Regions from separate parts of the Mus musculus genome. Here all the other regions are linked to region 3. Evidence: chromatin loops called from intact Hi-C (ENCODE). Cell type or tissue: gastrocnemius. All regions are shown on one strand.

Region 1 (8,000 bases), 220 kb after region 3:
AGTGACTCCAGGAGAGGTTATAGAGAGAGAGAGAGAGAGAGAGAGAGAGAGAGAGAGAGAGAGAGAGAATAGAAGACTCACTAGGTCCTGACAAGTGAAGGGATGGAAGGAAGAATCAAAGATAAATTCATGGCTTTCAAGCCCCATAACGTAAAGAAACCGTGCCAGCTACAGACAGAATCGACCAATTGGATGGAACAAGTCTTTCTTCTTCCCAAAGCTTCTTGGCCTGCACTAGTGTCCTCCCTGGCTTTAGTGCACCCGTGCAGAGCCCGTCAGCAAGAGGAACCCAGCTCAGTGAAGAAGTGAAGAGCTCTCTCTGTACTTATGCTAAGCTGTCTTCTAATAGAGTTTGGGATTGTTCTTACATTCCTGTGAACTGCCTCTGCCAACACAGGAAAAGAATGCTGTCCTTTTTCTCTTCAAGAAGGCAGACACACTCAAAGTATAGAGTCCAAGCTGGTTTTGTTTCCCATAAATGAATTAACTATTTTGACTGGAGCAAGTCCATCTGCTAATATCTCACCTTGCCTCCCACTTACACGCCTGTTGCGTTTCAGTTTATAAAGCTAGCTTAGTTGCATTTGCAAAGTGTAATAATAGATGTAAAGTACTTTGAAAACTCTTAAGAAAGAGCTACGGAAATGTTAATATGATTGTTACTTATGTCCTAAAGCTTATCTGTGGAGCATAGAAGTGCTTTAAAAATACTTTAAATATGCAATTTGTACATTTGAGTATACTTAAAATACTTAAAATTATACCTGTACCTTAGACACAAAAATTCTTTGTCTTACAGGATTTCAAAATAAATATTGATTCTTTTAAATTTTATATTTATTTTTATATTTAATTTTAATTTCATATTTAAGGTGAATTGTGACCATGAGATTTTTCTCATTGTCTCTCCACATTAAAGGTTCTTCTAGCTTTCTACTGAGTTTTCTGGAATAGAGTCATGTAATTTGTGAAATAGCTAGTATTTTTTAAATGTCAATTAACTAAAATTGCTCTAATTTTCTTTTTGAGTTTTAGAGGGGGACCTCGTGTAGCCAGACCCCTGTGTCTACTTTTGTGCAGGGTTTCGGGAGTGCACTATCCCATCCATCCTTATGGTGATCTTTTTTATTTCAGTTTCTATTTAGCATGACTCAGAGCAACTCGTAAGAAGTGAAAATGTGTTTGGGGTGATATCTGACACATATGCACACATATGGGTGGATGGAGCATACACAAAAGTGCACATTTCAATACTTCACTCCAGTTTCTATAAGGAGAATATATGATGGAACTGTATGAACGGCCCAGTTACCCCAAGAACCGTCCTTAACCCACAACCCTTTTATCTAAGAAACGCCAAGATATGTCTGATTTGCAAAGTTTAGCTTCTCAGTTGATCTACCGTATAAGCAAGCTCATTTGAAAGTGGTTTCCAGGTGAGCTTTTGTGACTACTTCTCTTCTTTGAATCCAAAAGATACTTTCTAACCAGCTTGAGATTTTTTTTTTTCACTCCTGGAAACTAGTGTATTTAGGGATTTTCCAGATTCACTTTAAAAATAAGTTCTCTTCTGACTCTCTGCTTCTTCTTTCTCCAGTAAACATGCACATAAAAAGAGATGCACAGGGACACACAGTCCCCTTGGGAATCCCCCAGCTGGGATGGGACACAGATCTGCTTTCCGTTTAAGATTCTGGTTAGCGGCAGGAGGTGTGTCTAGGCAAGCTGAAGTTCTTACAGAAATCGAAGGGTGACACATATAATATCGCCCTTACTTCTGCACAGAGGTAAGAGATTAGTTACCACATTCACAGACTGAGACTACAGAGAATGGAACGTGTGCTGGTGTGTAGTTCTGAGCTGCCTCCTCAGCAGAGCACCCATGATCTTAAATCCCCTTGCCCTCTCTTGGCACTCCTTCCCTGACACCCTCGGGGGCGGGGGGGGGGGGGCAGGCGGGGAGATCCCTCCCTAAAGTGGGGGTGACTCTTCTGCTGCCTGGACCTCATTTGGTTCACATTGATGGTCTTGTTGGAGTTGCAGTTACAGGGGATTTCATTCCCTCCTCCCGGTCACCTGTCACACAAACCATCCAGTGTGTCTGATCGTGAGTTAGAAACTCCCGTTGTCTACATTTGGCTTTTGCCAACCCCTACTCCCAGCCAGAGGTTTAAAATAGCTTCTCAGGAAAGACACACACACACATATGGGGAGCTATGGGTTCAATAAAAGAGCCCGTTTCCAAACCTAAGAGGAAAAGCAGCTATGGGTGAAGACATCCATGTTGACCTCTGTCCTCCACAGGAACACGTGGGTACTTGCACCTACGCATACATTCGCACAACACACGCAACTTTGGAAAGAAAGCAGAGCCTGTTTGCTGCCTATCTGAAATACCAACAGGGATGCCAGGGGATGCTCTCTGGACTTTTCTCTTTCTAGAATGTCTCAGGCTGTGAGGCTGTTCTCTCTGCCAAGTGATTAGCCTGTGCTGTCCGCTAAAAGGTCAAGTCCTCAGAAAAGAGAACCACTTCCAGTAGATCCAGACACTTCCAGCAGTGGCCACTGCTGCCGTGTGGACGCTCAGAGCAAATAGCAGGGGATAGGCCTGTCCTCTGGAGCTCAGCGTGGCTCCTCTGGGAACTCAGTGGCTGAGACTGCGAACAACAGCCAGAACCATTAGCCACGCCCTGCTTATCAGTGTGCAGTTCTTTGCTGTGTGCTGCTCTTGTGTGTCTGGTAAATAGGGAAGTGTCGTTGAGTCATTGTGCAGGTCCTGGGTGTTCAGGGGTTTCCCCTGAGCGTTACTTACAGTTTGGTGGAGATCAGGGGAGGGCCCCTTTGTAGTTTAAGAGGTGAACAGAGTTTATCTGTAAAAACCTTAAGGAAAAGGTCTTTCTTTTTGTGCTGCCTTGTGGCTTCAAAACCGACCGAGTTTGGCAAGATGTTGAGCTGTCTGGGGAAACTACAAAGAGCACTGGGAGAGGCTGAAAAGGACTTGACAGATAAGCAATGCCATCCTTGGATTAGGCTTTTAATTTTCCTTAAATGTCCTGTACTGGAACCTAATGTCTCCCAAGGTGTACGGAATAGAGAACACAGCCTGTGGGGTTTAAGGCCTCAGAGGACGGACTGTGGTAAGAAGCAGAAACACCTGGGGGCCTTTAACTGTTTTCTTTGGCTTTTGCTTTCCTTCAGGATTGGATCTCACAGTCGCTAAACAGGTTTTATGTCCTCCAGTCCTGTCCTTCCTGACTCCTGAAGTCCTGAGTTTGGAATCATCTGATTTCTTCTCATCTTTTCTCCTTGTCCATGAAAAGCTTCCCAGGAATATGCGTGTACCCATTTATCACAAGTACTGAGTTGTAAAGAACAGTCAAAGCCAAACACTGAGGTAGGGCCATCTTATGGTACAGGCGCGACCAGAAGAAAGGGGGCCATTTTCCACATGGAAAATCGGTCACTTTTGTGGAACTGGCTCCTTGTCACACTTAAGAAAAGAGGAGATCCCTCCCTCTGCACTTATTCTAGACTCACAGCTGGCATTCTGCAAAGCAAGCGTCTCTCGGTGAGCAGGTGCTGTCCTTGGGCCACACATTCATGAGACACTCAGGGCGGTAGAGAGGTAGGGCACACTACTGCTGGTAGCCTGTAAAACCCTATGACGATGTCCTGACGCCATACACTAAGCAGATCTCACCTGTGTTTTAGCTGCTGCTGCTGTGTGGGTCTTGGTGATGTTGTTCAAGACCAGGTTGTCAAAGTGGTTGAAGCGAGTTAAAGATCCTTTCTCTGTCTCAAGATTAAGTGGGAGTCTGGCATCCCCACGAGCGAAGGCAAGCTGTTGGATAGGCCTTGAGGCAGCTTCAGCCCTTTTTCTTCAGTGGGGATTGTGGAAGTGGTAGTACGATAGTTAGTTATGTACAGTGCTTATATCCCAAGTACACTTTAAATAAGTTAATTACCTTTGTTCACTGGGAACTAAATATGTGAAAGATGCATCAGCAGGATTGTTGTTTTGTCATTCGTACAATATATAAAATAAACATGTTACAATGTTTTTTTTAAAAAAAAAAAAACAATTTAACCTGGAAGCCAAGCTAATTACACAAGTTACGGCTATATAAATAACGTAGTCTAATTACATTCAGCCATGCCTTTTAGCATGTCACAGGGAAAACAGCCCATGGCTATTCCCTCTTCACTGAATCCTGTGGGAGATCCCATCTTCAAAATGTAGCTAACATGCAGGAGGAAAATCACATTTAAAAAAAAAAATAACCCAGTAACTTATTTTAGAGCGAGCACTGTCATTTTAATCAAAGGGGAAAAATAGCTGCACTTTGTGCAGAATGGAAACTCCCAGTGAGCAAATCAAAAACTAGGATAAAGGGCTCTGGAGAAAGATTTGAGACTCTAAACTCCACGTTTGGAAGGCCCTGGAGATTCACAACTGCCGCTGTAAAGGGACAGGTTGTGAGTCCCTACTGCACTGGGAAGAGCAGCCTCAGAGAGCTCGTATTCCTGTGAGGCAAGAGCGCCCCCCAGAGCCTGCGCCTCTGAGCTGCAGGCCCTCAGCCACCTCCGAGGAAGAGCTTTGTTTGTTTGTTTTGATTGTTTCTGAATGAAAAGGAGGTTGGGAGTGGGGTGGGCCACGGGAAAGTCTGTGAAAGCTTTTGGTTGAAGGCTGTAAGGCACAATGATTAAGGACAGAAACAATAGATTTTTGAAAACTAAGTTGACTTTAATCATTTCCTCTACACATTCGTTGCTAAAAATTAGAATAACACAAGATTGCCTTTCATTGCAAATTTCTTAACATCAGAAAGTTTAATTATCTACTAAATTATTCCAGTCTAGCCAAACTACCCAAAAATTCTATTTATAACATATCATTTTTGAGATAGGGTCTGTCCTTGTCGTCCCATGTAGCTTCGAACTTTGAATCCTCCTGCCTCAGCCTCTTTTAATATTTTGATACAGAGCATGGACTTATGTTATAAAGATGCTGTGCCTTTGCAAAGAGGTGACTGACCGGATGCTGTGAGCTCCTGTCTCTACACTAACGACATAGGAGGAGGCTAACTGGGATGCATAAAGCAACGACACCTGGTGGCCAGCATATTCTTAGGGCAGAAATGGTGTTAGGTGGCATAGTGAAACTATTGCCATTGTCATAAGAATTAAAGTTAAATTCACGAAGGTGGCCTTGGTTCAAGCACAGGGATTCAAGCCTCACTGGCTGGGTACTCTGTCAAAATAATTAATATTTTGTAGTAGTAATTGCTTTTGGAATTCAGGAACTTATCCTAAGTTACCCATCATTCCTGAAGTCTAGAGACAATAGTAGGATAAATAGCAATGTGATGTAAGTTTTTTTGTGATGCAAACTTTTGATGTGACATTATTTCAAAGACTTAATTCTAAACTTTTAATTCGTGGGTTCAGGGCCCTTATATAGCTTATTCTGTACAAGGCTTCCCCCTTTTTAGCAAATTAGCGATATAAAAGAGGTTTGGGTTAATCTTAGAGCCAGATTTTCAACAGCGAAAACACAACTGATGGCACTGTGTGCTCCTCCCATTCCAGTTTGCATCCTGATTTTGAAGGGGGAGACATGTACGGTTCTTTCAACGTAGTAGGCGGGGCTGTGATCCCAGGCTGTGTAAGATAAAGCCGGTCCTACACGATGGTAAATCATTCCCAGGTCCCCATTCTTAGGTGTCCGTCACAGAGTAAGGTGTGGGGTCGGTCACACGCCTTGTGGCACTGTGGATCAGGTTTGCTAAGGTAGAGTGTTTCCCCAAGTGCTTGTCTCCGAACCCGTCTCCTTATTTGTAGGACAAAGTTGTAAGCATCGTATTCTTCGCAGGATCGTTCCTATCCATAAAGGTCTTTTTAGACAACTTTGGACTTTCCTTCTTTTCGTCTTCCTGTAACCCCCACAGATCTCTCCTCTATCAGAGTTATCTTATCTTGACTTCCTGGGCTCACATCTTCCGCTTGTTTTCTGCCATGTTTCTCTAGGTTCCGAAGCTGAAGAACCAGCAAGCAAGCAGTTGGTGCTCAGCTATAATGGCTCAAGATGACTCCATTGTCTTCCCTTAGTGTTGGCTTCTTCCTGTATTCTCAAAGGTCTAGGGCAAAGGTTTGAGACCCCCTGGGCCACTGCCAAATATCACAGCTCCTTTTGGAAAGTAGCCGCAGCCACAGCCTCTATCTACTAAGTAGGCCGGATGCAGAGATATGCACCCTCTTCTTCCCGGCATATTTGGAGTTGTTTCAAAGAACTTACACTCGGTGCCCAGCCGCTCAGCGCTGGGTGCAGCCTGGCAGAGAAAGCCTCAGTCTGGCAGCAAGAGAGGCCAGGCTCACCCTTCCTCAGTTTCCCCAAAGTAGGCAAAGGGAACAGGATGGATTAGCTAAGGAGATAAACAGTCACCCAGTTTATACAGCCAAGCTCAACTGTGCTCCTGATTCCCTGTTAGGAAGATGTCTCCTGTTAAAAAACCTGTGTACACCAGCTCCCAGGATGGGGGAAGACCCCTTTGCTCTGCAAGGAAGAAGTAAATGATTACCTACCCTTTCTCCGTGTCCAGCAGCCGCCGCTGATTGGTGAACATGCCTTTTTACTGTGCATTTATACATTGCTAATTTTTTTTAGGGTGTAAGAGCTAATTCTGTGTGCCGAGAGGTCACCATTGCTCATGTTTCCTAGTGGTTAAGCCTCATCCGTCTCCTTTACGTGATACCTGCCAGAGACTGCATCGCAAACACTAAGCAGCAAACACACCAGTTATTTATAGCAGTGACGGGGCTGTAAGACTGCTTTCTCTCCATCTCTGTCTCTATCTCTCTTCTCCTCTCAAGCAATCCAATATGGCCTTCAGTTCCTTCCATTCCTAGGGGTTTCTGTTTTATTTATTTATTGCTTTTTTTTTGGTTGGTTGGTTTTGGTTTTGGTTTGTTTGGTTGGTTTGGTTTGGGTTTTTTGAGACAAGGTTTCTCTATGTGGCTGTCCTGGAATTCACGCTGTACATCAGGCTGGCCTCAAGCTGAGATTCACCTGCCTCTGCCTCTGCCTCTGCCTCTGCCTCTGCCTCTGCCTCTGCCTCTGCCTCTGCCTCTGCCTCTGCCTCTGCCTCTGCCTCTGCCTCTGCCTCTGCCTCTGCGCCTCTGCCTCTGCGCCTCTGCCTCTGCGCCTCTGCCTCTGCGCCTCTGCCTCTGCGCCTCTGCCTCTGCGCCTCTGCCTCTGCGCCTCTGCCTCTGCGCCTCTGCCTCTGCGCCTCTGCCTCTGCCTCTGCCTCTGCCTCTGCCTCTGCCTCCTCTGCCTCTGCCTCCTCTGCCTCTGCCTCTGCCTCTGCCTCTGCCTCTGCCTCTGCCCTCTGCCTCTGCCCTCTGCCTCTGCCTCTGCCTCTGCCTCTGCCTCTGCCTCTGCCCTCTGCCTCTGCCTCTGCCTCTGCCCTCTGCCCTCTGCCTCTGCCCTCTGCCTCTGCCCTCTGCCTCTGCCTCTGCCTCTGCCTCTGCCCTCTGCCTCTGCCTCTGCCCTCTGCCTCTGCCTCTGCCTCCTCTGCCTCTGCCTCCTCTGCCTCTGCCTCTGCCTCTGCAGTGCTGGGCTTTAAGGCAGGAACCGCCACTACCCAGAGAAACGTCTATCTTCTTCCTCTGAGTCCACCTTTTTGCTTTCATGTCGATTCTCAAACACCATGGATAACACTGATTAGAGTCAGTAGGCACTGCGCAGAAGATTCAGAGTCACGGAATAGCTTTCCGTGGGAATGGGTTGGGCACACATTGTTCATAGAGACTTCCTTGTGCCATAGATTCATAGGAGTTTAAAAGTTAAGGTGGCCAGGAAATATCCCCATGTTCTTTGCTCATTTTGAGCACCAAGAATCTCCAAATGACCACCAAAGTTTAGGTGGCTGCCCCAAGAGAATCCAGATCTCCTAGGATCTTTCACTACATCAGCCACCCCTCCCCCACACAACAAAAGAAAA
Region 2 (8,000 bases), 260 kb after region 3:
TGAGACTTTGACATTAATTGTCTCTTCTAAACGGGATAAATGCTCTGAAGACTTGTCATTAAGCCATTGGGTTTCTTCCAGCTTTGAAATGATTACATTAGATGGTAAAGGGTCAACTCTTCCTTGGGTCAAGTCTCTGGGTTCCTATGGAAACTTCAGGGTTGAGGAATAGAGAGCTGTGCCATGGAAAGATAACCATTAAGTTTACAGACCCATCCGAAACACCATCATCCCTCGCTCCATCAGTCCCTCGCTCCATCGGTCCCTCGCTCCATCGGTCCCTCGCTCCATCAGTCCCTCGCTCCATCGGTCCCGTGCTCCATCGGTCCCTTGCTCCATCGGTCCCTCGCTCCAAAAGCTTTTGCTTCCTCCCCAGAATACTGACTATTTCAGAATCTAGGCAAAGGCAGCCTATTCTTGTGTTGAATGGCACGGGCCAGATGAAGAACTTGGAAGTCTTTGTCATCAGGTTTAAGGTGAAGGAAGGCCCATGATAAACACCGTCACATGCCGTCTGGCTTCCTCCCACAGCAGCCCTGCCAGGTAGACATGATCAGCCAGCCATACTTTAAAAATCGGCACTAAGGCTTAGGAAAATACATGTGCCACAAGTCCAGTATTTAACGAACTGGCAGACCGATTTCTGGGCATTTTTACATTTCACCATTTATTTTAAATTGTGAATAGCACGTGACAAGAGGAAGGATACCTGACCAGGTGGCCAGGTCACTGTCTCCAGGGCAATGTGGCAGTCTACCCAGCAGCAAGAAAGGGGCTTTCCAGGTTTCCGTGGGAAGCTCGTGTGTCACACCGTGGCCCTCCTGTGAGTTTCTGTTCAGGAAAGAAGTAAGCTCACTTCTAGAATTCCCTTCTATCCTACCAAGGCTCTAAGCCCCAGAGATTTTTTTTTCTCTGTGATCTCCATTTTGAGAAGCCTAGTCTCTGTCCCTTCTGATATGATGAGCAGAGACCAAGGTCATTGTGACTGTGATGGCAGCTTAGCACCCAGCTGGTTATTCAGTGCCAGCACTTTCCTAAACCCAACTGCAAAGCAAGTATTTTTGTTTTTTTAATCCTTCACATTCTTGGTTCATTCCTTAAATTCCTCAGTAGATCCTGAAAACACAACACAGAACCTGAGGTTTTAGTTTTGTTCAAGTGGCTTGTTTTAAAGGAGGGAAGAAAATTAAATAAAAGCAGGAAAGATGTGTTCATAATAACTCCTCCCAAAGGATCAGAAAGGAACGAAGAGCTGGAAGAAGCTGTTAAGAACGTGCTGTCAGAGGAAGTGCATACACACTTTTATTTTTAATAGGGGACACAGAGAAAGCAACCGGGAGAGAGCTCCTGTTTTTTTTTTTGTTTGTTTGTTTGTTTTTTTTGTTTTGTTTTGTTTTTTTTTAGGTATTTTCCTCATTTACATTTCCAATGCTATCCCAAAAGTCCCCCATACCCCCCCACTCCCCTACCCACCCACTCCCACTTTTTGGCCCTGGCGTTCCCCTGTTCTGGGGCATATAAAGTTTGCAAGTCCAATGGGCCTCTCTTTCCAGTGATGGCAGACTAAGCCATCTTTTGATACATATGCAGCTAGAGTCAAGAGCCCCGGGGTACTGGTTAGTTCATAATGTTGTTCCACCTATAGGGTTGCAGATCCTTTTAGCTCCCTGGGTACTTTCTCTAGCTACTACATTGGGGGCCCTGTGATCCATCCAATAGCTGACTGTGAGCATCCACTTATGTGTTTGCGAGAGAGCTCTTGTAAACAATACAGAATTAGTACAGGATAGCTGCCACTAATGCCGCAGTTACAAGGAGGAAGCGTCTAATAATCTCCGCAGCATGGCCCTTGTTTGGATAGCTAGGATATCCTTCCATTCTGCCCTTCCGCTAACACAGGCTTGGCCGTCCCGAGACCTTATTTTACTCTCTACCCCCATTAGACAGTCGTTTTCCTAATACAGAGTGCGACCAAGACAGGCGGAGCCCGTGTAGCTAGGCGTGGTGACCTAGTCAGTTTGGGGTTCTTAAATGCGTTTTCATTTTCTGTAAATGTTTCAGAGCTACATGTACTGTGCCTCTAATAGATTACATAGACGGGAATGATTATTCCATTGAACCACAGCAAGGTGGGGATGAAGATGGTTTTGCCAGAGGGGCCTGGGACTGGAGTATGCTATGGAAACGTATCCCACTAAGCCACAAGGAAAAGGCCAAAAGAAAGCATAAAACTGAGCCTTATCGGTAAAGAGTATTACTTTACTTTTTTTTATGTTGAATGTTTACCTAAGTCCTCTTTTTTTTTCCTTCCCTATGAACTCGTGTAACTATGTGGGTCCATACATGTTTCCATTTGATCTTGCTGCATCATCAACACAACACAGAACCATTTGCACTGTGCCGATTATAGATGTCATAAGCGGCAACACATATGAAATTATACCCCAAGGGGGTGGTGATGAAGATGGGTATGCCCGAGGAGCATGGGACTGGAGTATGCTCTGGAAACGGGTGCCTCTGACCTCTCGAGAGAAGAGACTGAGAAAGACAAAAACTGAGCCGTATCGGTAATCACTAAGTCGCTTACCTACCTCCCCCCTTTCTCTGGTTGCTGCTAACCTATTAACCCTCTGGCCCTGCTGAAACCTCCCTGTAAGAACTGGAGCTGTCTGTCCCCTCAGATCCCGACAGAGCTTTTACTCCTTGCAGCCTCAGCGCTTTGATGAATTCACATTGGCTCCTCGAACAGCTTTCACCCAAAACGCAAGCTCCGCTAATGTGAATCTGTGAATCGGACTCTTTCATTCGGGAAACAGAAATCTGTTCTTATCAATGAAGCCTAAGCAGGAAGGGAAGAAACAACCCTTTCCTGCTGTCCTAGGAGACCAAACGACAGAGTGTATTCTGTACATTCAAACCACATAAACTGTGGACAGCTCCAGACTTGCAAGTGGCCCCCTTGAAGTCTTGGGTGCAGCATTCAACGGGGAAGGACACACCAGCAAGAGGATGTTGAGTTCTCCCCCCTTTGTTTTGTATGCTAAATCTCTGATACTAATTTTGTATCAGTTAAATGTGATGAATACAAAAAAAAAACAAAAAAACCCACTTTAGAAAACGTTGCATAGAATCCTTTGTTGCTTGGTTCTCAAAAGATTGCTTGATTAACAGAAAGCTCCATCCCCATGTTGGCTTGTGGCTCTTCAAACAGAATGATCGACTTCACGATCTCCTTTTGATCTTCTAATTGAAACATTTTACAGGCTTTCAAAAAGAAAAAAGTGGCCCCCAAATGAAATGTGTGGACATGTAGCCCATGTCCACAAGTGTTTCCTGTCTGTCTGTCTGTCTATTGTCTGTTCCTCTCCCGTGGTTCTGCTTCCAGTCTGTCTGTCCCAGTCACGGTGCTCAGAATGTCAGAACTCATTTGGAGCAGTGCTTCCGTGTTGTGGGTTTGGGTATGTTGTGATCAGGACGCTGGATGGCAAACATGAGGAAATGACCAAGCTTTTCCTGGGCGTCTTCCAAATTGTCATTCAAAATCGTAAGGTTCAGAATAGTCCCGGAACCTGCTGCTGACCGGTTTGGGCTCACATGTCACCTAGAAGGCAAAGATGCCAACCTTGGTTTGTCCCGCAGTTCTGTAAGAAGGCATATTTTAGAAGTAAGCTTAGGGAAAGTTAAGGGGGGGTCCCTTTAATCAGCTTCCTTGTGGGGATGATAAGCCACCCCTTCCGAGTACGGACTGAGGTGAGTGGGATGTGTTGGAAGAGTGCAAACGTAATGAAATAATGTTCAACGGCAGCTAAGCAAATATGTCTGGGAAGTATAACCAGAATGTACCGGCTTAGTGACTTAAGCAGTGTATTTTAAGAAGAAAGGGCAAACAAGCACAACTCTTTCTTGATGGGACTTTCCGTCAGTCCTAAAAAATAGGAACCTGACTCACTGTCTGCTCGACATGGGGTTGTCGACTGTTTACTAAGCACCGGTCACTATTTTAGGGAAGAGATGGCCTTTTCAAAATATTAATAACTAAATGTGTTCCCAGGGAGTTTATACAATAGTGAGTGGTACACAAATGACACACACACACACCTTTTCACGGTGGAACCAGCGGGACCCAGGAATAGACGGACATTAGTGTGAACAAGGAATACAGAATCCTAACCATATCCAGTTCCTACAGCTTACAAATCATAGTGCATTAATCATTGCTTAATGCTAAGAAGGAATGCCTAGAATACGGTGACATTATTCTGCTATCATTTGTTCAATAGTGGGGGTGACTTGACCCTGAAATGTTATAGACTGGTTTTTCTCCTTCTCCTAAAATGCACCAGACCTAAGATCTGTCCCAGCAAGCCCATGGGGCACCCTTTTGCACCCCCACCTCCTCCTGTAGTGCAAGCTGATGCCCCGTGTCCTGATCCTTAGGTCGCTGCTGTGTTCCCAACTGCAAACTCTGAATGAACCACACTGTTCAACAGTGGTTTATACCATTATCTGGCAAGGCCTTGAGCTATAAAATTTAAAAATGACAGACTCCTTCCCTGATGTATAGTTTCATTCATCCCAGAATGACTCACAAATCACTGAGGGAGAAGTCAGCAGGCAATGTCCACATGGTTCTGTGTTTTGGGAGAGAAAGAGAAAATTTTATCTTAATGGCAGGCTTGTTTAAATCAACAAAAGAACCAAGGTGCCCTCTAGCGGCAAAGCATCGCAGTACTCTAAGGACCTACTTCAGAAGTTTTGGTAAATTCGCCCAGGGATTGAGCACGTTCCTTTGTGAAGGTTTTACAGTTTCTTAATGTTTGGCCATCAGTCTCGCGTCTTCTGTGCATCCTTACACTGTGTTCCCAAAGGCTGTCTGTCTGTTGGTGACGGGGTGCCAGGGCGTTGTGTCTAACAGTCATCACATGCAGTGTCCTTCCTTAGGTCTCCAGCTATGGCGGGTGGATTGTTTGCCATAGAGAAGGACTTCTTCTTCGAACTGGGTCTCTATGATCCTGGTCTCCAGATCTGGGGTGGTGAAAACTTTGAAATTTCATACAAGGTAACATTTCACTCAAACAAATGTTCTTTTCTAACTAGTTTGGGGGGTTGTTTGTTTACTTGGGGGAGTGGGACCTGTCTCTCTCTGCCACACTGGCTGTCCTGGACTTCTTTATGTAGACCAGGCTGTCTTTGAACTCACCAAGATCCATTTGCCTTTGACTCCTAAGTGCTGGGACTAAAGGCATATGCCACCATCCCCTGCCTCTTGTTTACTATGGGGTACCCAAGTTTTCTCACTTTCAAATAAAGCTAATTTGGTTGGTTGGGTGGGTGGGTGGGTGGGTGGTTGGTTGGTTGGTTGGTTGGTTTTAAAGACAAGGTTTCTCTATGTAGTCCTGACTGATCTAGAACCCTCTTTGTAGACCAGGCTGGCTACAGCCAAACTTAGAGGTCTGCCTGCCTCTGCCTCCTGAGTGCTGAGAGTAAGGGTGTGAGACACCAAGGCCAGCTGGGGCCAGTTGGGGGTCGTGGGAGGTGGTACTTGTTTGTTTCTAGGAAAAATACATAATGAGTTTCTCTAAATTATTAGGAATGCCTCAATAAAGCGTAGCTCTTAGGATAAATAAAGTGATTAGTTGTCTGCAGCGCTCAGCCCGGAATTAGGACCCACAAGCTTCCGAAATGGAAATGCCCTGCTCCCAGACTGTTTGCTCAATGGAACCTTGGATTATAGTAGCTTTTTGAAGGGGCTGTATGTTGACCGTCTACTGACATAGGACATGGTGACAGACACAGTCACACAGGGACCAACCTCCTCCCTCTGCAGCGGAGGTGCCGTCCTGCTTGGTCCAACTCTACTGTGGCCCTGTCCCATCTTCAGAGATTCGGGGAGGGACAGAGATTACAGTTTTTCAGATATTCATTCCTTCTTGTCTTAAATATCCTGTGTGTTAGTATTGTGAGGGTTAGACTAGGGACAACTAATCTTTCTTCCAAAGAACTTTTAATTGTCAAAAAACAACAACAACAACCACCTTATAGATCAGAAATATTTGAAAATTATAATGTAGTGAATTTATTAAAAAAAAAAGGCAGAGGCATTCAGTTGATGGTTTAAGAAAATGCCACCACGATCAAGGAAGACTTGGAGCTGGAAATAAGATGCTTCCATAAGCAGAGATAAAGGGAGGAGAGAGGCGGGCCTCCTAAGTGTGTAGAACAAGGGTAGGGGCAAGGGTCTGAGTGTGAAGAGCAAGTGCGGCTGCCGTTAGGTGAGGTCAAGGAGTGTGATCAGGGAAGCCACTAAAGACAAAGTGGGCCGGAGCAGTCAGAGCCATGCTAAAGAGTCTTTAGTGCCACACTAAGAGATTCCCCGCCTCTTGGTTTGATAAGCAGGTGGCAGCCAACAAAGACACTAAGCAAGGAGGTAGAGAACAGGACCCAAAGCTCAGTAATCGCATGCTATAAATAAGGCCAGAGTTCACTAGAGAGGAGGTCAAGGTTATGAAGCCAGTTAGGAGGTGATTACAGTAATCACCCAGCTAGGAAATAGATTAGCATCGGAAACAACAGGTGGTGTTAAGACTGAGTGAGGGTTTGCATTATTTTGAGGTTGTGTGGAGAAAGGGCTCCTGGCTCTGGAAGAACACAGGGAGGAACTCGCTAAGAGTAACTCACTGCTTACCTCACCTCAGCCTTCCTTGTTGTTACTTGTGTTTCTAACGTAATGGACTATTTTAGAATTTGATTAGCTTAGAATTCAATGTGGACATTAGGTCTAATTTAAAATTAACATTTACAGAACAAACTTTTCAGTATTTATTTTTTGCATTTCCGATCACTTTCACAGTATACGTTCTCCCTTGACAGATCTGGCAGTGCGGTGGCAAATTGTTATTTGTGCCTTGTTCTCGTGTTGGGCACATCTACCGTCTTGAGGGCTGGCAAGGAAACCCCCCACCCCTTTACGTTGGCTCCTCTCCAACTCTGAAGGTGAGGTGGTGTTGTTTTTAAAAGGAGAGAAGGGAAGAGAAGTAAAATTTACATACTACAAGGAGTGGAAGTATTTATGCTGTATAACAATATTTGATACACATACACTGTGAACTGGTTAAAATCCATTTAGTTTATAGACTACCTAGCATGCTACCCAATGCCTTGTTATTGACTGTAGTAACTAATGTACGAGAGATCTCCGCATCTTGTTTCTCCTGTGATAGAAGTTTTGTGTCTTTTGCTCAAACATCTCCTCCACAACCTTCCCACTCCCATCCTGTGGTACCCAGCGCTGCACTGTGTTCTGTACACTGGTTTCCTTCACATCCTTCCCGTGAGTGAGCACACACGTTTCTCTTCCCGTGCCTAGTTTATTTCACTCACCATAACGTCCCGTGCTTTGTGGAAGATGATAGACTTTCCTTTTCTCTAAAGGCTGGGCATTCTGTTGGGCATATCACGTTTTCATTATCCATTCATCAGTTGGCAGACCACTTAGGTTCATTTCAAATATTGGTCATTATAAGGAATGCTTGGAAATTCTGCACAGAGGTTCAGGCATCTCATTGGTGGACTGAATCCTCATCTTTAAGGAATGTGCACTATACCGGGGTTGCTGGGCCACAGTTTTTCCTCTTTTAATTTTGGAAGTTCTCACTAATTCTGTCCAAACCTGCAAGTTAAACGTTTGTCAGTGATGACAATGTCCATTTATTTTATTGGTCAGTAGCTGCCATTCCTCTGTGTTGGCCACCTGTGGAAGGCATACAGTTAATTTGCAGTTATAGTAAAATGATTTCATTCTAGTCATGAAAAGATAGACCGAGTCGCCCGAGGAGCAATTCTTCATAATGATGGGTTTGAGGATGAGATTTTCTCCTGTATGTGTCAGTAACGTGGTGCTGATACAAAGGAAGGAGATGAGAATAAACCCCACTGTCCAGCCAGGCTCTCAAAAGCCCTGTCTGGGCTTCACGTTCTTCATCTGTTCATTGAATGAAGAA
Region 3 (8,000 bases):
GCTTACATGGTGAGTTCTAGGCCAGGAAGACCCTCTAAGGGAGAGGTAGACAGCAGCTGAGGAAGAACGCTTGAGGTTGTCCTCTGTGTGTGTGCATATGACATGAAAGCAAAATAGCAGCTCTTGCAAGGACAGGGGTGACCAGTAATAAGAAGCTAAAACCATGAGCGAGAGGAGCGAGAGTGCAGACAAATAAAAGACAAAGCATGTTCAGAAATGCTACAATGAAGCCCATTATTCTGTGTGCTAACCTTTGTTTGTATGTACATGTGTTTATGTGCATGCACACTCTATGCACATGCAAAGAGACTATGCATAGAGGCAGTTATTCTTCTGAGAGTCTCACCCTGATTCTGGGGCTTGCATTTTCTTCCTAGGCTGGAAACCAGTAGAACCTAGCATTCTGCTCTCTCCATCTCACTTCCTCAGAGCTGGGGTCACAGGCACAGGTCTGTGCATGGCTCTGGAGTTCCTAACTGGTCCTCGTGAATGTTCAAAAAGACCTCTTGACCACTGAGCCCCTTGCACACTAACTCGTAAAACTAATTTTTTAATAAAGGAGGTGATAAAATTGATCAATGTGATGTAATCTTACTGCCTTCCCCACAGTGGAAGTTTTCAAGACAATGAGCCCGGAAAGGCTAGGTAACTCATCAAAAAAACAAAACAAAACAAAACAAACTAAAACAACAACAACAACAAAAAACCTGTCTTGTGTTTGAGACTTCAGTTAACTTTAATTTTTCCTCCTGGCTTTGTATTAAAGGTAATTCATGGCCCTCCTGTTGTGAGTGTGGTTTTTAATCATGAAGGTGAAGGACATCTGAGGCAGCAGCACCTGTCTTAGTTAGGGTTTTACTGCTGTGAACAGACACCATGACCAAGGCAAGTCTTATAAAGGACAACATTTAATTAGGGCCAGCTTACAGGTTCAGAGGTTCCGTCCATTATCATCAAGGCAGGAACAGGGCATCGTCAAGGTGCAGGAGGCGCTGAGAGTTCTGCATCTTCATTTGAAGGCTGCTAGTGGAAGACTGACTTCCAGGCAGCTAAGTCGAGGGTCTTAAAGCCCACATCCAGAGTGTCATGGCTACTCCAACAAGGCCACACCTACTCCAACAGGGCCACACCTTCTAATAGTTCCACACCCTAGGCCGAGCTTATACAAACCAGCACAGCACCCCCAACGTACACTTCAGAAGATGTTTTCAGACAATGCATTGTTTTGATTGAAAGGCACTTTCAGTGCAGCTACATTTAAGGAAAGTGTGGATTCGAATCCAACCTAGAACTTGGAAGTCTTTGTAAAAGGGTCGCTCCTTAAATTGTATTACCTGTGATAGAGAAATGATAGTGTTTAGGTCTTCAATGCCCCTTTGGGTTTTCAATTTTGAAGAATGAAATATTTCAATTAGAGAGCTATAGGGTATATCACGCAGATTTAACAAGAATTGACAGCTGTTGTCATAGTTACAAAGAAACATAACTGGTAAGTACAGCTAAGGTTTTTCCCATCTTACTTTTCTCTGCAGAAGGAGAAACCCACAGTCCAGGCACTATGCCCTGACAGTGTTCCGAATTTCTCCGAATAGACCATAATAGCTGTCTTGGGAAAACAACAAGAAAGTATGCAAGCAGCCTGTTGGCACAGCCAAACCCCTCACAAGTCTCTTGTACACACTGACCAGGAATAGGCTCAGTTGGAGCACGCGTGTGCTTTGGAAAGACGCTTTACCTTACATACGAATTCCACACAAAAGGATGTTGACCAAAATGAACTACTGAGCAATGACCCTTCCCAACCTAAGGTCCTTAAGGAGTTGTTCAAGTAGCCTTCTCTCCCCCTGCCCCACTCTCTCTTCTTGCCCCTCCTCCATCCTGAATTACAGTCAGGGTGCTAGGGTGCCAGAAAAGCCGCAAGTTCAAACCCCAGTCAAGGATTAATCTCACCAGATAATGCCAACCCCCTCTAACACCACGCTCTTGCTAGTCATCTATCCAATGTGTTTTTAAAAGATGGACTTCACTTTAAACCATCAGCCTGGTGAAACTGTTCAATTCTTCCAGGCTGGAGGTTCTGTATCATTAAATAGGGGCAACAATCCCCAATCCTATATGGGTTCTCTGAGAAGAAAGGATGCCTGAGATATAACATCAACCCCCACAGGAAGTCAGTGTCGTCGCTCTACTTCCCTGTCTTCACACACATGTACACACACACACACACACACACACAGGCATGCACATGAATGCACACACACACATCACACTCTCAGGTTCCAGGTTGCTGTGACATGGTTGCGTTGGTCCATTTCCAGCATAATCATTAACTTCCGGTTCTTGTTCACTTCAGGATATCCTGCAGTATGGACAATTACCAGAAGGTTCTGTGGCTCTCAGATGTGGCAATAATTACCAAATATCAGGGGGAACTCAATGGCTTCCTCTTCCTCTGGATCTTCCTCTAACATCGCTGGGGTGTTGCCAGCCTGCAGAGGAGTAGTATTGGCCAGAACTTCCAACAAACAGCCCGGACTCCAGCCTGAGGGCAGGCAAGAAGGCTTAAGAGTCTGTCAGTGAAGCTAGCATTTGGAGCACTGAGGAAGAACAGTCTCTAAAATTAAGGAGAGGTGTCATAAGAAAAAAAAAGCATTGCTTCTTTTTTGTTTTGTTTTGTTTTGTTTTGTTTTTTGTTTTGTTTTGTTTTTTTCGAGACAGGGTTTCTCTGTGTAGCCCTGGCTGTCCTGGAACTCAGAAATCCGCCTGCCTCTGACTCCTGAGTGCTGAAATTAATGCCTCTCGAGTGCTAGGATTAAAGGCGTGCGCCACCACGCCCGGCTTTTCTTTTTTTTTTTTTTTCTTTTTTCTTTTCTTTTCTTTTCTTCTCTTTTCTTTCTTTCTTTCTTTTTTTTTGAAAACATTGCTTCTTGAACTAAGTTCATATCGTCTTTTCAGTCCAAACAGGAAATAAATTTAGATAAATATGAGTCCTAATATCTAAACCAGGTTTAATACTTCTAAGCAGGAAAATTCCAGAATGACATGTGCCCCAGCCTGAATTTTTTATTTGACAGCTGAAAACGAATACGAACAAACTGAAGTATACTGCATATTTTTATTGATTGTTCATTTACCTTAGGCTAAACTGAAGAAAAAGAATATATGGCATGTAGATTAAGAAATGGCCACCAGAGGGCAGCACTAGACAAGAAGAAAACAACACAGGCAGGAGAGGGGGGGAAATCCCTGTAGTTACAGCTCTTTACCAAGATTTCCAGTCACAGGAGAGCCTAAAGATGGAGCTAGAAGGAGATTAGACGTTGCAGGGAGGAGAGACTTGGATCCTGTTTGAAACATGTGTCACTGTACACTGACTTGGTAAAGGCAAATTCATTTTACAGTAATTAACATAAGGCTTATTCAACATTGTGCTTAAAGACTTGTAAGTTATAATTCGCTCTTTTACATTTAGATTTAAGCTCCTGGAAGAGAAGTACATCGGGCCATGGAAATGTGGATATTCATTTTAATTCCAACGCTGTCAAAAGTGACGGAATGAATGAGCAAACACACTTGTTAAAAAGGCAACAAAGCGGGGTCCACTGAAGCATACCTTTATAAGGAAAACCTTCTGCCGTGCTCTAGCCAGGACTAATCCGGCTTCTGTGTGGGAAACAGGCGTATGATTCATCCTTCCGGGGTCATCCGCTGAGCTGTTTGATATCGTTCTAGCTTTGTGTACTGGCTTCCAGTTTCCTCTAGGGATCAAGAAAGAAAAACAAAAATAGATTCAAATAAGAACGTAAGATCTGGAAGGCTCCTCCCCAGCCTGCATTATGAGTACAGCGCGGGGGGCAGGGGCGGAAGAGAGGAGGCGTGCTCTGCCTGGCCTAGTTTGCCTCTTCTCTCCACAGGCCCAGCAGCAGGCACTGGGCTCTTGCAGGGAGGAAGCTTCGCAGCCCTTTCTGTCCTGCTGAGGAAACTGACAGATTTTTTCCTCTTTCCAAGACCTGGAGGGGGACAAAGGCAAACAGAAGTCAATGCATGCAGAGAAAGAACGAATTTGTGCCTTTCTTTGGGGATAAACAACCCCACTGCCAGGACCCAGCATTCTGATGGGTACCAACTGTAGGAAGAAACATCTTATAACTCAGATTCCTGCAAACTACATAACAAGGAAATAAAATATAACTTCCCACAGAGAGAAAAAGCTGTTTTTCAATTGTCTCATCAGGATGCCAGATTAAGATAAGTGTATTTGCAGCTCCAATATAGAGAGTTTATTTGTATAGTATAGTATAATATAATATAATATAATATATAATACAATACAGACTTGGACAAGGTTACACCCACCACATGCATAAGAAAGCAAAGAAACAGATCATGGCTCAAAATCTATATTTTAAAGTATCACTCAAAAGAAGAAATAGGAAAAAAATGACAACCATTTACTTTTAAACTAATAATTTGAGGGGGTTTTTTTTGTTTGTTTTTTCTTTTTAAATATCAAGCACTTCTGTTAAGAAAACCTAGACCCTTGCAGTTAGTAAAACTGTGACCCAGGACTGGGGAGCAGATTGTGAATGTGACAGTAAGTTCTTCCACGATATGAACTTGTTTCTACTGTGGTAAAAATGTGCCTAATGGGGGATTGGTGTGACATGACTGTTGGCTAAGATAAATGGCGACCGGAAGCATTTCAAAGACATAAGAGAGAAAAAAAATTGTTATTGGAAGGTTCAGAAAAAGAAAGCAATTGGTATAATTTGAAGATTTATCGCTCGGGGCCCAGGATTGCAGTCATCAGGTAATAATAACAAGAAGAGTGCAGAATACCTTATGAAAATTCCCCTCTAGCAATCAATCTACGGATGTAAGGAAGATCATTACCTTACAATAACAAACCTAGAAAGCGGAAACAAAAGTTGCCTAAGTTCACCCAGATATAATTATAAGAATAGATGAGGTCTAAGAGACAAATTTGCTGACATTCGGGTATTCTTTGGGGCTTAAACTGATCCATTTCATGGAAAATAGGAGAAAATGGAATATAGGAAGCCGAGATATTTGAGGCAGAAGTCAGTGAAGGTCTGTGCTAGGTGGGGATTTACAACCCCTTCCATCTTTAGGCGTCTGAGTATATAAAAGCTAAGACCTGGAGCGGGGAGCTGGGTGCAGTCCTCGGTCCCTTGCCACAGAGAGAGACAGTGTGATAGAGTCCCTGGTAAATGATCATTCTCTCCAGTGGAAGAATATCTGGGGGGGGGGGATTTAGGAAGAGCTGAAGGAGGGGTGAATATGACAAAAACATATTATATGAAACCCTTGAAGAACTAAGGAGAAGAGGAGGAGGAAGAAGAAGAAAGGAAGGAAGAGAAAAAGCGTGCAAGCCAGAAGCAAGGCAGAAGGCACTGTTCCTCCACGGTCTCTGCTTCAGCTCCCATGCTCAAGCTCCTGCCTTGACTCCCTCCCTCATCCTTGACAATGAACGGGAAACTATAAGCCAAAGGAACCCTTTCCTCCCCGAAAGTTAGACGAGTAAATGACAAAGTCTTGTTGGCCTCTTTGATGATTAATTTTCATTGTCAACATGACTGCGTTTCGAATCGTCCAGGACACACACCTGGGGCCTTGGCAGAGTGGCTTTTCCTGAGAGGCTTCACTGGGGAGGGAAATACTGAGTGAGAAGGCCGTGGGTTATAGCCCTGCTGACTGGATGTGAGATGGTTAGCCACACTGAATCTGCCATCAAGAAGAGGGAAGGAAAGAACCCTGGTGCCTGCTATTTTCTTCCTTTGTTTCCTTTTTATACAGTCTATGGTCCCAGACTATAGAATGGTACCACCCACAATCCTGGTGGGTCTTCCCTGTCAGTCGAAAGCTCCTTTTCTGACCATAGATGCAATCAGCACAGCAACCTGACAGACACTCCAGCTCACACCTTCTCTACAATAATTGAGTCTTTCCTCCAATGTGAGCCAAAATAAATCTTTTCTTCAAAACAAAAAAACAAGCAAATAAACAGAGCCTAAAACACACACAGAGCAAAAAGACAGAAGAGAACCAGGTAAATCGATCAGGACTTCTTGATTCAAACCAGGCAGAGCGCATGCCTACAATCTCAGCCCTAGGGAAACTGAAGCAGGATGTAGAGTTTAAGGTCTACCCGGCTGCATAGTGAGTTGAAGGCCAGTAGGTCCCAGTTCTTTAAAAAAAAGAAGACTAAAACTAACTCATTTATCTTGACAGTCATTTCAATTTTCTGTTGAAATAACTAGCACGTGTCACACATACTGAACATAAATTTTATCGAGCATCTATACTTACCATCAACGTTTGTGGGTGCTGGGAAGTGAGTTTTAAAAGGACATGCTCTGCCATCTAGGATCTCATGTCCAATGAGGGACATGGACCCACAGTGGACAGTCATGAGTCCAATGAGGGATGTGGACCCACAGTGGACAGTCATGACGGACTGAGAAAGAGAGGCGGAAGACGCAGCAGCAGTTCAGACAAGACAGCTGCGTGGGCTACTGGGCGCCTGCACTGAGGAGTAAAATCACTGTAAGATTGCAGCCTGACAGACGACCTAAGTAGACAGGCACCCCAGACAGACTTCTCTGTTGGCTAGGAGTGTGGGCAACAGGAACAGGGAGGCTGGCAGGGGCTGGGGACACAGCTCAAGGAAGGAGCTTTCCTTGCAAGAATAAAGACCCTGTGCTCAAGGCCCAGAATCCACTTCATAACCCAGGTTTGGTGGTACACACAATTTTGTTTGTTTGTTTGTTTGTTGTTTGTTTGCTTTGTTTTTTGTATGCGTTCCTTTTTTTAAAAGATTTATTTATGTTATTTATATGAGTACACTTTAGCTGTCTTCAGACACACCAGAAGAGGGCATCAAATTCCATTACAGGTGGTGGTGAGCCACCATGTGGTTGCTAGGAATTGAACTCAGGACCTCTGGAAGAACGGCTGAGCCATCTCTCCGGCCCCAGTACGCACACACTTTTAATCCCAGCACTGAGGAAGTGTGGAACAGAAAAGATTCCCTAGAGCTCGCTGGCTGCCAAGGCAGTCGACATTGCAAGTTCCAGGCAGCAAGGCACCTTGTCTTTAAAACAGAAGTGTTCAAGGCCTGAAGAGCAATACCTAAAGGTATCGTTAAACTGACCTCTGAAATATCACGAGCACGCGTGCACGCGCGCGTTCAGGGGCCAGAATGAGGGGAAAGAAGCAGGTTATTGCACTGGTCTAGACAAGAGATGCTGACAACAAGGTGCACATCGGGAGGATGAAACTAATTCCAGAAACGCAAGAAGTGGTACAGCCACGTGTGCGGGGTACAGAGCTCAATCCTCCGCACCGCCGAAGACACGGGACGGTGGCAAGACTTGAGAAGTAATTAGATGAGGAAAGTAAAGGAGGCAAAAGTTCAAAGGCTCCCTGGCTGACAAGATCGATGACATTACCACCAACTAAAACAAGTTAAAGGAGAACAGGAGCTCCAAGAAATGAAGAGCCAGTGAGTGTAGTCTGATACGTTGAATTTAAGTCATCTAGGAGACACACAGTTGTGAGATCCTGCCAGGAACTAGACATGACATGGTCACTGGGTTTTGAGCATATGGGTGAAAACTGGCCTGGGAGAACTTAAGGCCAACCAGGACAGAGAAAGAATCCTGGGCAGCACCCATGTTGAACAGACAGAGGAAAGGGTGCAGACAAGTTGGTTACAACAAAGGAGCACAAAGTCACGGATATAGCGCGTTCCAATTAGGTCAGGAACAGCTCAAATAGATACTTCTGCTGTGTGAAGGATTTAAGAGAACTTACGAACCCCTCAGTCCACAAGAACATTTTTTTTAAATCTCTAGAAAAAGGTCTTTTTCTGGCGTACCCTATAAATGACGCTCGGCTCAAGTAACTCAAGAAAATGTTCTTTCTCAACAGGATCACTGTTTGTTCGGTTAACACATTGCGAGGTTGATTTAGGATGT

Evidence for each region. Peaks named below come from ENCODE experiments on the same cell type or tissue, not always from the same donor. Only the 100,000 strongest peaks of a DNase experiment are listed, where the experiment ranks them.
Region 1: it touches region 3 in a loop (7-fold over the local background); 41 of 42 quality-filtered maps call a loop at or near these places.
Region 2: it touches region 3 in a loop (10-fold over the local background); 36 of 42 quality-filtered maps call a loop at or near these places.

The regions. Positions count from the first base shown.
Region 1 is chr8:57,571,139-57,579,138 of GRCm38, reverse strand. All of the region lies in intron 2 of Galnt7 (polypeptide N-acetylgalactosaminyltransferase 7), which reads left to right. Among named protein-coding and RNA genes, the nearest start is that of Gm25379, 25 kb to the right of the region's middle. In gastrocnemius, CTCF peaks have their summits at 2,568 and 4,550; DNase peaks (open chromatin) are centred at 2,595 and 4,537; H3K27ac peaks cover 1,432 bases.
Region 2 is chr8:57,537,079-57,545,078 of GRCm38, reverse strand. Galnt7 (polypeptide N-acetylgalactosaminyltransferase 7) reads left to right here. Exons shown (of 12, transcript NM_144731.4): 6 at 2,385-2,567; 7 at 4,942-5,059; 8 at 6,871-6,993. It overlaps Gm51574 (a long non-coding RNA gene), which reads right to left and starts at 4,870. Exons shown (of 3, transcript XR_003947549.1): 1 at 4,746-4,870; 2 at 4,590-4,631; 3 at 3,124-3,641. In gastrocnemius, a CTCF peak has its summit at 4,726 (motif pointing left); DNase peaks (open chromatin) are centred at 4,717 and 5,492.
Region 3 is chr8:57,795,799-57,803,798 of GRCm38, reverse strand. The region is part of intron 10 of Galntl6 (UDP-N-acetyl-alpha-D-galactosamine:polypeptide N-acetylgalactosaminyltransferase-like 6); the gene reads left to right. Gm2921 (predicted gene 2921) reads right to left here and starts at 3,931. Exons shown (of 2, transcript NR_165835.1): 1 at 3,614-3,931; 2 at 891-1,334. In gastrocnemius, a CTCF peak has its summit at 3,190 (motif pointing right); DNase peaks (open chromatin) are centred at 2,462, 3,217 and 3,881; H3K4me3 peaks cover 973 bases; H3K27ac peaks cover 1,056 bases.